2 separate regions of the Homo sapiens genome follow, and region 1 is linked to region 2. The links are chromatin contacts, found by Hi-C or POLR2A ChIA-PET in ENCODE. All regions are on one chromosome and are shown on one strand. The core of a region is the stretch at or near the end of the contact, and the rest is flanking DNA. Distances in the headings are between cores, read along the strand shown. Region 1 holds the start of CIT (citron rho-interacting serine/threonine kinase). Region 2 holds the start of BICDL1 (BICD family like cargo adaptor 1).

Region 1 (3,869 bases), core at 1,212-3,711, 110 kb after region 2:
TCTCCTGCTTTACCCTCCTGAGTAGCTGGGATTACAGGCACCTGCCACCTCGCCAGGCTAATTTGTATTTTTAGTAGAGATGGGGTTTTACCACATTGGCCAGTCTGGTCTCAAATTTCTGACCTCAAGTGATCCACCAATCTTGGCCTCCCAAAGTGTTGGGATTACAGGCATGAGCCATTGGGTCTGGCCAGTTATTTTCTTTATATAGAAGTTTCTGGGCTGGGCGCAGTTGCTCACACCTGTAATCCCAGCACTTTGGGAGGTCGGGGCAGGATGATTGCTTGAGTACAGGAATTTGAGATCAGCTTGGGTAGCATAGGGAGACCCCATCTCTACAAAAAAAAAAACCCAAAAAAACAAAAAAACAGCCAGGCATGGTGGTACATTCTTGTGGTCCCAGCTACTGGAAGGGCTGAGGTGGGATGATCACTTGAGCCTGGAGAGGTGGAAGCTGCAGTAAGCCGTGATTGTGCCACTGAACTCCAGCTTGGGTGACGGAGTGAGATTCTGTCTAAGAAAAAAGAAAAAAAAAGAGGTGCTTGATAAATAGTAGCTATCCATTATTGGCCCCGGGAACAAGAAGTAAGTTATGTTTGGGGAAGGAAAAAAGAACAAATGTGTATTAAGCAAGCCTGTAGCTCTAATTATGTGCTGGTGTGCGTGTGTGTGTGTGTGTGTGTGAGAGAGAGAACACATCTCCAGTTCTGTCTACTGTAGAATTAGGAGAGTACAAAAAGGACTTTACATATATAAATAGAACATACACACACACACATGCGTGCACACATATACACACAATTTAATCATTATGAAACCACATCCATATTGTTGCTACCTAGGTTAAGAAATAGATCACAGCAGCACCCCAACACCCTGAAAGGCCTCCATCCCAACCCCAGGTAACTACTATTCTGGCTGTTGCTTTCTTTATGGTTTTGTCATTACTTTAAACAATGACAAAAACTGCAATGATTTGCATCAACCTAATACATCCCTCCTTAAACAATGTTGCTTTGTTTTGTCCTGTTTTGGAACTTATAAGAATGGAATCATAATGGAATCATATGTTATTTTCTTGCTTCCTTCATTAGGCCTTGTTTTGAGACTCATTATGTCATTGTGGTTAGTTGCAGTTTATTCTTTTTCATTGCTTGTGAAAACACTGCAATATACAATTTTGTCTTTTCTACTGCTGATGGACATTTATATCACTTCCAGTTTTTTGCGAACACTATTTTGTATTCTTATACACATCTCTTGGTGTACATAAGTAGGAGTTTCTCGCCGGCGTGGTGGCTCAGGGCCTGTAATCTCAGCACTTTGGGAGGCCGAGGTGGGCAGATCACTCGAGGTCAGGAGTTCAAGACCAGCCTGGACAACACGGTGAAACCCCATCTCTACTAAAAATACAAACAATTGGGCATGGTGGCATGCACCTGTAATCCCAGTTACTTGGGAGGATGAGACAAGAGAATAGCTTGAACCTGGGAGGTGGAGGTTGCAGTGAGGCGAGATCGTGCCATTGCACTCCAGCCTGGGAGACAGAGCAAGACTCCATCTCAAAATAAATAAATAAATAGGAGTTTTTCTTAGGTAGAGAAACTACACCTAGCAATAGTCATAGAATGCACAAATCTTCAATGTTAGCAAATAATGCCAAACTTTTTTTTCAAATTTCAAAGAGATTGTATCCATTTACACGCCTACGGGTACTGTATAAGTGTGTGTACTTCCACATCTTCGCAAACACTGTCACATCCTTTTGTTGTTGTTGTTCTCGAATTTGAGTGTTATTCTTTCTCACTGTGACTTTATTTTTCATATTTTCTGATTATGAACGAGGTTGACAACTTTCACACATTTGTTGGTCATCTGGATTTCCTTTTTGGTGAAGTGCCTGTTTAAGTATCTCGTCTATAATTTATTTTAAAGTGTCCTTTCAGACAGTCTCAATGACTGTCACCAACTCCTTGCAGGGCAGTCAGCCCGGAGATAGAGTAATCAAGGTAGGTTGAAGTCAAGCTCAAAACATTCGCTGCCTCAGCTGTAGCAGAGGACCACTGGGCTTCCCCAGGTAACAAGTACTTCTACCTTAGCCACATGAGAGAGAAAGAAGACCAGGCAGAGCAGCCTGGCTGCCTTCCTCCTTGCAGGTGGCCGAGAGCAGGGGACAGCGCCCTGGCGACCTCCTCAGGGATCCTAGATTAACAGTCGCGTCCTCAAACGCAGCATCCTGCGTAACCGCCAATTTCAAACTTCCAAGACCTGCCCTGCTGATTTTGCCCTTCCCTTTTTCCCGTTGGTCGCGAGTCAAAGGAAGATGCAATTTGATTGGCTCTCCCCTTCACTTTCCTCCATGCCTTTAGGGACATGGGCGGGGCCTGGCTGAGACGCCCATGTCTATCATAGGAGCGGAGACGCTGATTGGTCCAAACACGGCTGAGACCCGCCCGCGCCGTTCCTCGGGTTCAAACGCGGCGGCGGGAGGCGCGGGGCGGAACAGATCGCAGACCTGGGGGTTCGCAGAGCGTGAGTCTGATCCCCCAGACCCAATTCTACCGCACCCGGCTCTGCAAGGCCAGGGGAGGGCCGCCTCCACCCATACAAGTCCCGGGTTTCCCTCCCGCCCCGGGGAGGGCGGCGATTCCACCCCCAGGGCTGCGGGAGGCCTGGAGGGTCTTCCGGGGCTAGCTGTGCGCGCGCCCACCTTCCTTGGGAGCCGAGGGGTCAGCCGAGTGGTGCTGGGGCAGGAGGCTTGCTCCTCCCCTAAACCAGGCGGAGTGCTTTGTCTCTTCAGCTCTGCCTCCTGTCAGCACTAACTGCATTATTCTGCCCAGTGTAGTCGGCCGGTTCCTTATTATCTGCGTGAACTTAGCCATTTACTTAACCTCTCTGTTTCAGCGTATTCATACCCCGTGCCCACCCCATCACCTCATGATGCCCCCGCCTCTTTCGCTCTGCTCCAGTCCGTCTGGCCTCGCTGTTGCTGGAGAGGCCAGGTCCTGCCTCAGTGCTTTTGGCTTGGCTGTTTCGTTTGCCACGGATGTCTTTCTTTCCCCAGATATCAACATGGCTTGCTGGTCATTCGCTTCAGGTCTTCAAGTCTTGGGTCAAATGGTGGCTTCTCAGTGAAGTCTTATTTGACCACACTAAAAATTGCACCATCTCACCCCCATTGTCCTTTTCTTGCTCGATTTTGTTTTTACCCCATAGCACTTAACACCTTACAACAAGCTATATATTTTGCTTATTTCAGTCATTCATTTAATAACTATTCGCACCTATTTGTGTGCCAGGCTATGTGTGCCCCCACTGCATGGGGGCAAACATCTCTGCCCTTGTGGAGCTTCCATTCTAAGGGGGGAGATAATAAACACATTTATAAGTAAGAGAGTATGTCAGATAAGTGTATCATCTCCTGTCACAGTGAGTTAAAATCTGGTGTTTAATCTCCATGATTAGACTGAGCTTCCTAAAACTGGAGTGGTAGCTGATTTTCACCTCCTTGTCCCTGATATCTTGAGGGAGATCAGGATCTCTCAGGCCCTTCCTGCTCAAAACATAGGACACACTTGACTTTTCTGATATCCTTTCAGCGCCAGTGGGGAGATGTTGAAGTTCAAATATGGAGCGCGGAATCCTTTGGATGCTGGTGCTGCTGAACCCATTGCCAGCCGGGCCTCCAGGCTGAATCTGTTCTTCCAGGTAACAGCCTACCCTGCCAACTTTGCTCACCTGTGTGTGTCCTTGGAATCTCCTTGTCACTCACCTTTGCTTTTATTTATTTGTTTATTTATTTAGAGTCTCAGTCTCTCAGGCTGGAGTACAGTGGTGCAATCTCAGCTCACTGCAACCTCCGCCTCCTG
Region 2 (4,114 bases), core at 770-3,269:
AATGAAAAGAGCTGGCTGCAACCAAACTAGGTAACAATAATAGTAAACGCACAGGCAGGAAAGGTAAGTCACAGGTGACTCCCTCTCCCCATCCCCCTGCCCCTTTTTTTTGCAATCTAATTTTTAGAAATGCTGGCATTCTGTACTGCATTCAAGGCCCTTTTCTAGTTAAGGGCAAGAAAACAAACAACTCTGAAAGACTGCCTAGAGAACTGGCAGAAATATTACGGATACCTTAACAGGTATTTTATAACAGAAGTTAAAGTAATATGGTTCTCATAGGTTGCATTTGGTCATTCAATTGCAAGCCTGAGACCCAGAACACAGAAAAGTACTGTTTAAATACACATAAATACTGAGGCCCAAATTAAATCCACTACCAGCGGTCACATGTTGAGCCCTGGCTCGCCTGATTTCTGCAATGGAACCACATTTCCTAATCCCTGAGCATTTGAAGGCTATATAAAGCTCCTTTAGGGGCACTTGTTTCCCACAACTCTGAGCTGCCAGGAAGTTAAGACAAGGGCATCTAAAGGCCTTAACGCCCAAACTGGAAGGCTTTAGGCTAACACCCTGATTAGAGATTAACTGCTCTGAAAACCTGCAACATATTTTAAATGCTTCCCGACTTCCTCATTTCTCTGTATGCAGACATCACCTCAGTGCTATATAGTCATACTGTAAGCTCTATTTTAGATGCTGGGTACAGTACGTATATAGAACGGCCCACAGCGGCTGGAGCCACGCATGGACCCATTTGCTGTGAGCGGGGTGGGGAAGTCAAGTGGGTTCAACGAAATCTGATAATCCTCCATCCTCCCTCCCCCATTCATTCCAGATTTTCTGCGAGGTAGGGTGAGCAACGAAGTGGGGGTGAGTGGTTCCCTAACTGCCCAGGGCCGGGCGCGTGCCTGGGCGGCCCCTGCTCCCCACCCATCCCTGGAGGGAGGTCCTCACCTCGAGCTTGTCTGTCAGCTCCTTATGCATCTGCTCGTACTGCCGGCTCATGTCCTGGTTCCTCTCGAGCAGCGCCTTACCCAGCCGGGCCGCCAACACCAGATCCTTCTCCTTCTGTCGGATCACCGACAGCAGCTCGGGGTCCTGGGAGGGCGGCGGCTGCGGTCCGGCCCCCTCGGCCAGAGACCCAGGCTCGGCCTGAGGGTGTTCCCCGGGGTCGGACGGCCGCTCCCCGGCCGCCAGCAGCGCCAGCTCCTCCTCTAACGCCAGTTCTAGCTCCCCGGAGCCCCCGGGGAAGATGAGGGCGGCGGCGGCGGCGGGACTCCGGACTGCGTCCCCGGCCGCGGCGGGCAGCTCCATGCAGCAGGCGCTGTCCGGCTCGGCGGGTGCTGAAGCGCGGCCGACCAAGCCCAGGCAGAAAGCGGACATGGCCCGCGCGCGCGGAGCCCGCAGCGGTGCGGCCCGGCCCGCGCGCGCCAGGCTGCAGGGGGGAGGGGCCCTGCCGCGCCGCCCCGCGTCCCGCGCCTCGCCTCGCGCCGCGGCACGCGCCCCCGGGTCCCCGCGAGCCCTGGGCGCGGCGCGCGCCGGCCCGCCCCTCCCCCGCGCCGGCGGCACGCGCCCCCTCCCCCGCCCCCGGGCTCAGCTGCTCAGGCGCGCGCGGGAGGAGGGGGTGGGGGTAGTGGCGGAGTAGGTGGTGGGAACGGGAAGGCTGGGGAAGGGAGGACTCAGGAACAGAGACTGAGGGTCGGCGAAGCGGGAGGGGAGGAAGCGAGGAGGAACGCCGCCGCCGGGTTCTCAGCCGCCCTGTTGCCGCTGCCGCTGCTGCTGCTGCTGCCGCCGCCGGCCGGGCAGCGCCTCACGGGGCGGGCTGCGCTCCGCTGTCGCCGCGACGCTTCCTGCTGCTGCTGCTGTTGCCGGCGGCCGCTCTCTGCAGCCGCACTCCATGACCCCCGGCTCCGCGGCAGCCCCAGCAGCAGCGGCGGCGACGGCGGCTGCTGCTGCTGCAGGGGCCGAGGCGGCGGCTCCACATCGCGCGCCGCGCAACCCGGCGAGCTCCTTCCTGCCTTCCCCGGCTCCTCCCGGCTCACCGGGCCGGCAGCGCCCCGCCCCGGGCTTCCGGCCGCGTCCCCTCGCCCCGCCCCTTGCCGGCGCCTGACGCGCGCGGGCACCTGTTCGCCCCGCCCGCGCGGGATTCGCCGGCTCGCGGGTCTCCTCAGCGACGCCCAGGTGGCGCCGGCGGCCTTAACCCCTGCTCTGCCTCACGCCCTGCGGGCGGCTGCGCGCGCCGCCTGCGGAGGCGGCTGGCGCATCCCTCACGGTCCTGGCTGCCTCACCGCGCGGCCACGCCCCCAGCCTTGCACCCACTTCGGGGTGCGGTTCCGCCCTCAGCCTCGCTCAGAGCTGGGGTGTGGCCACGCCCTCAGCTCTCGTACCTCGGGGTGTGGCCTCGCACCCGGCCTCGCTCTCACCTCGGACGGAGCGCGGCCCCGCCCACCGCCTGCTGCTCACCTCCAGGCGCGGCCCCGCCCCCAGCTACTTGGAAGCCGGGGCGCGCCTCAGAGTTCTGTTGCCGCATCTCTGGTGGTGTCTGGGGCAAAGGGGACTGAGGACATTCCTCCAAGACTGGTGACCCGGCCCCGAGAAAGACATACCCTCACGAAATTTAGGTCTGGGCCCCCAGGAGAACTAAGCAGTCAGGAGAGGGAGCCCTAGAGAGCAGTAGGAGGAGGGAGGACTTCGGAAACCAGGCATCTTCATGCTGATGACTCAGGGATATGAAGGACCAGATGCTTCGCAGATCAGCAGCCCGGAGAGAAAGGGTTTCTGCGGAGAAATAACGGAAAAAACTGCTCACAGATGGGAATACGAAGCAAAGAACCTCCCTAATAATAACTACCGTTTATTCGGCACTCAGTGTGTGCCATGTCCTGTATTAAGTGCTTGATAGTCATTATTTTAGATAATCCTCACAAGAACTTTATAAAATCAGTACTGCCGCTTGTCATTTTAACAGAGAAGGAAATTAAAGCCTGAGAGATGGCATCGTCTGCCCAGGTCATTACAACTGGTAGAGTCAGGATTGAGATCTAGCCAGGCCGACGCCAGGGATCACGTGAATCATTATTCTTTATTTTCTTCACATAGAAGCAGTCTTGAGGAAGATAAATGGTCCTTTGTGACCAAGATGGATTGGGTGGATATGGAAGGAACATTTCCTCAATGATTAAAGGAAGGTTTGGAGAGCCTACTGGGTGACTTGCAGTCATTCCTTGGTGTTGACCTCGTTGGTGGTGCTACGTGTCTCCTATTTCCAGAAACAATCCCATCTAAAGCTAGAATTCGTCCCTATGCTTCCTTTTCCTCTTGGACAGACAACCCATTTTTTACTTGGATCATGCCTTTCTTCTTTTCATCCCAGTGAGATGGAAATTTCAGAACATCAAGAGGCTGAAATGGGTCAAATAGTTTCTCATGGTTTTTATCGCTTATTAAATTCAGAGCCTAAACAATATTCAAGTTTTAACATCGTTACCCTTAGACTGAAGGCCAGAATCTGAAAAGCTCCTGGGCCTCAGGGCTGGCATTGTTCACTTGTTGACTGGAAAGGAGACAGACAGTTGAGGGATTCCCACATCAATCTTAGAGCTAAATTTCTGCAGTTGACCATGTTACCATTCCAGCAAGGAAATGTTCTAACACTTTTTATTATGACCTCCCACCTTGAGCTGGAATTGTGGGCCAGAGGTGAGATCCAATTGCCACTTCCTTTTGTCTTATTTGAATCACAGAAGGACAAATTTCTCCCTAATATGTCTGGAGACACATCAAGAACAAACAGGGCCAGGCTCTGTGGCTCCTGCCTATAATCTCAGCACTTCGGGAGGCTGAGGCAGGAGGATTGCTTGAGCCCAGGAGTTCAAGACCAGCTTGGACAATGTAGAAAGTAAAGTTTCCTCTTCAAAGCTTCCCTTCTTGTTAAAGAATGAATAATAAGTGTTAGAAATAATGGTTTCTTTTAAAGACTAACTTCCTTCAAGCCACCTTATTTTATGCTAATAACTCTCTGTTAAGCCCTTTCCTATGTAGCTGTTAGATCTAAGGGAATGAGTACATTCTATGTCCATGTACTTTAACCAAGATACCTGTGCTGGACATG

Evidence for each region. A loop is a pair of places that touch in the nucleus more often than their neighbours do. ChIA-PET counts read pairs that join two places held with the same protein, here RNA polymerase II (POLR2A). Pooled maps may share reads with other maps.
Region 1: a map of endothelial cell of umbilical vein shows a loop between it and region 2 (11-fold over the local background). The contact joins the promoter of CIT here to the promoter of BICDL1 in region 2. A Hi-C loop is called at or near these places in 3 of 168 maps with a recorded cell type or tissue (CD8-positive, alpha-beta T cell, endothelial cell of umbilical vein and naive thymus-derived CD4-positive, alpha-beta T cell), 13 of 37 single-sample maps with no recorded cell type and 14 of 50 pooled maps. POLR2A ChIA-PET finds 5 or more read pairs at or near these places in 1 of 52 experiments (WTC11).

What each region holds. Positions count from the first base shown.
Region 1 is chr12:119,875,912-119,879,780 of GRCh38, reverse strand. It overlaps CIT (citron rho-interacting serine/threonine kinase), which reads left to right and starts at 2,461. Exons shown (of 48, transcript NM_001206999.2): 1 at 2,461-2,532; 2 at 3,600-3,708. The coding sequence starts at 3,613. RefSeq lists a silencer at 2,702-2,781 and an enhancer at 3,012-3,071.
Region 2 is chr12:119,987,141-119,991,254 of GRCh38, reverse strand. BICDL1 (BICD family like cargo adaptor 1) reads right to left here and starts at 2,019. Exons shown (of 10, transcript NM_001367886.1): 1 at 958-2,019. The coding sequence starts at 1,386. RefSeq lists silencers at 1,042-1,251, 1,262-1,331, 1,382-1,471, 1,752-2,391, 2,412-2,471 and 1 more and enhancers at 403-1,374, 1,375-2,348.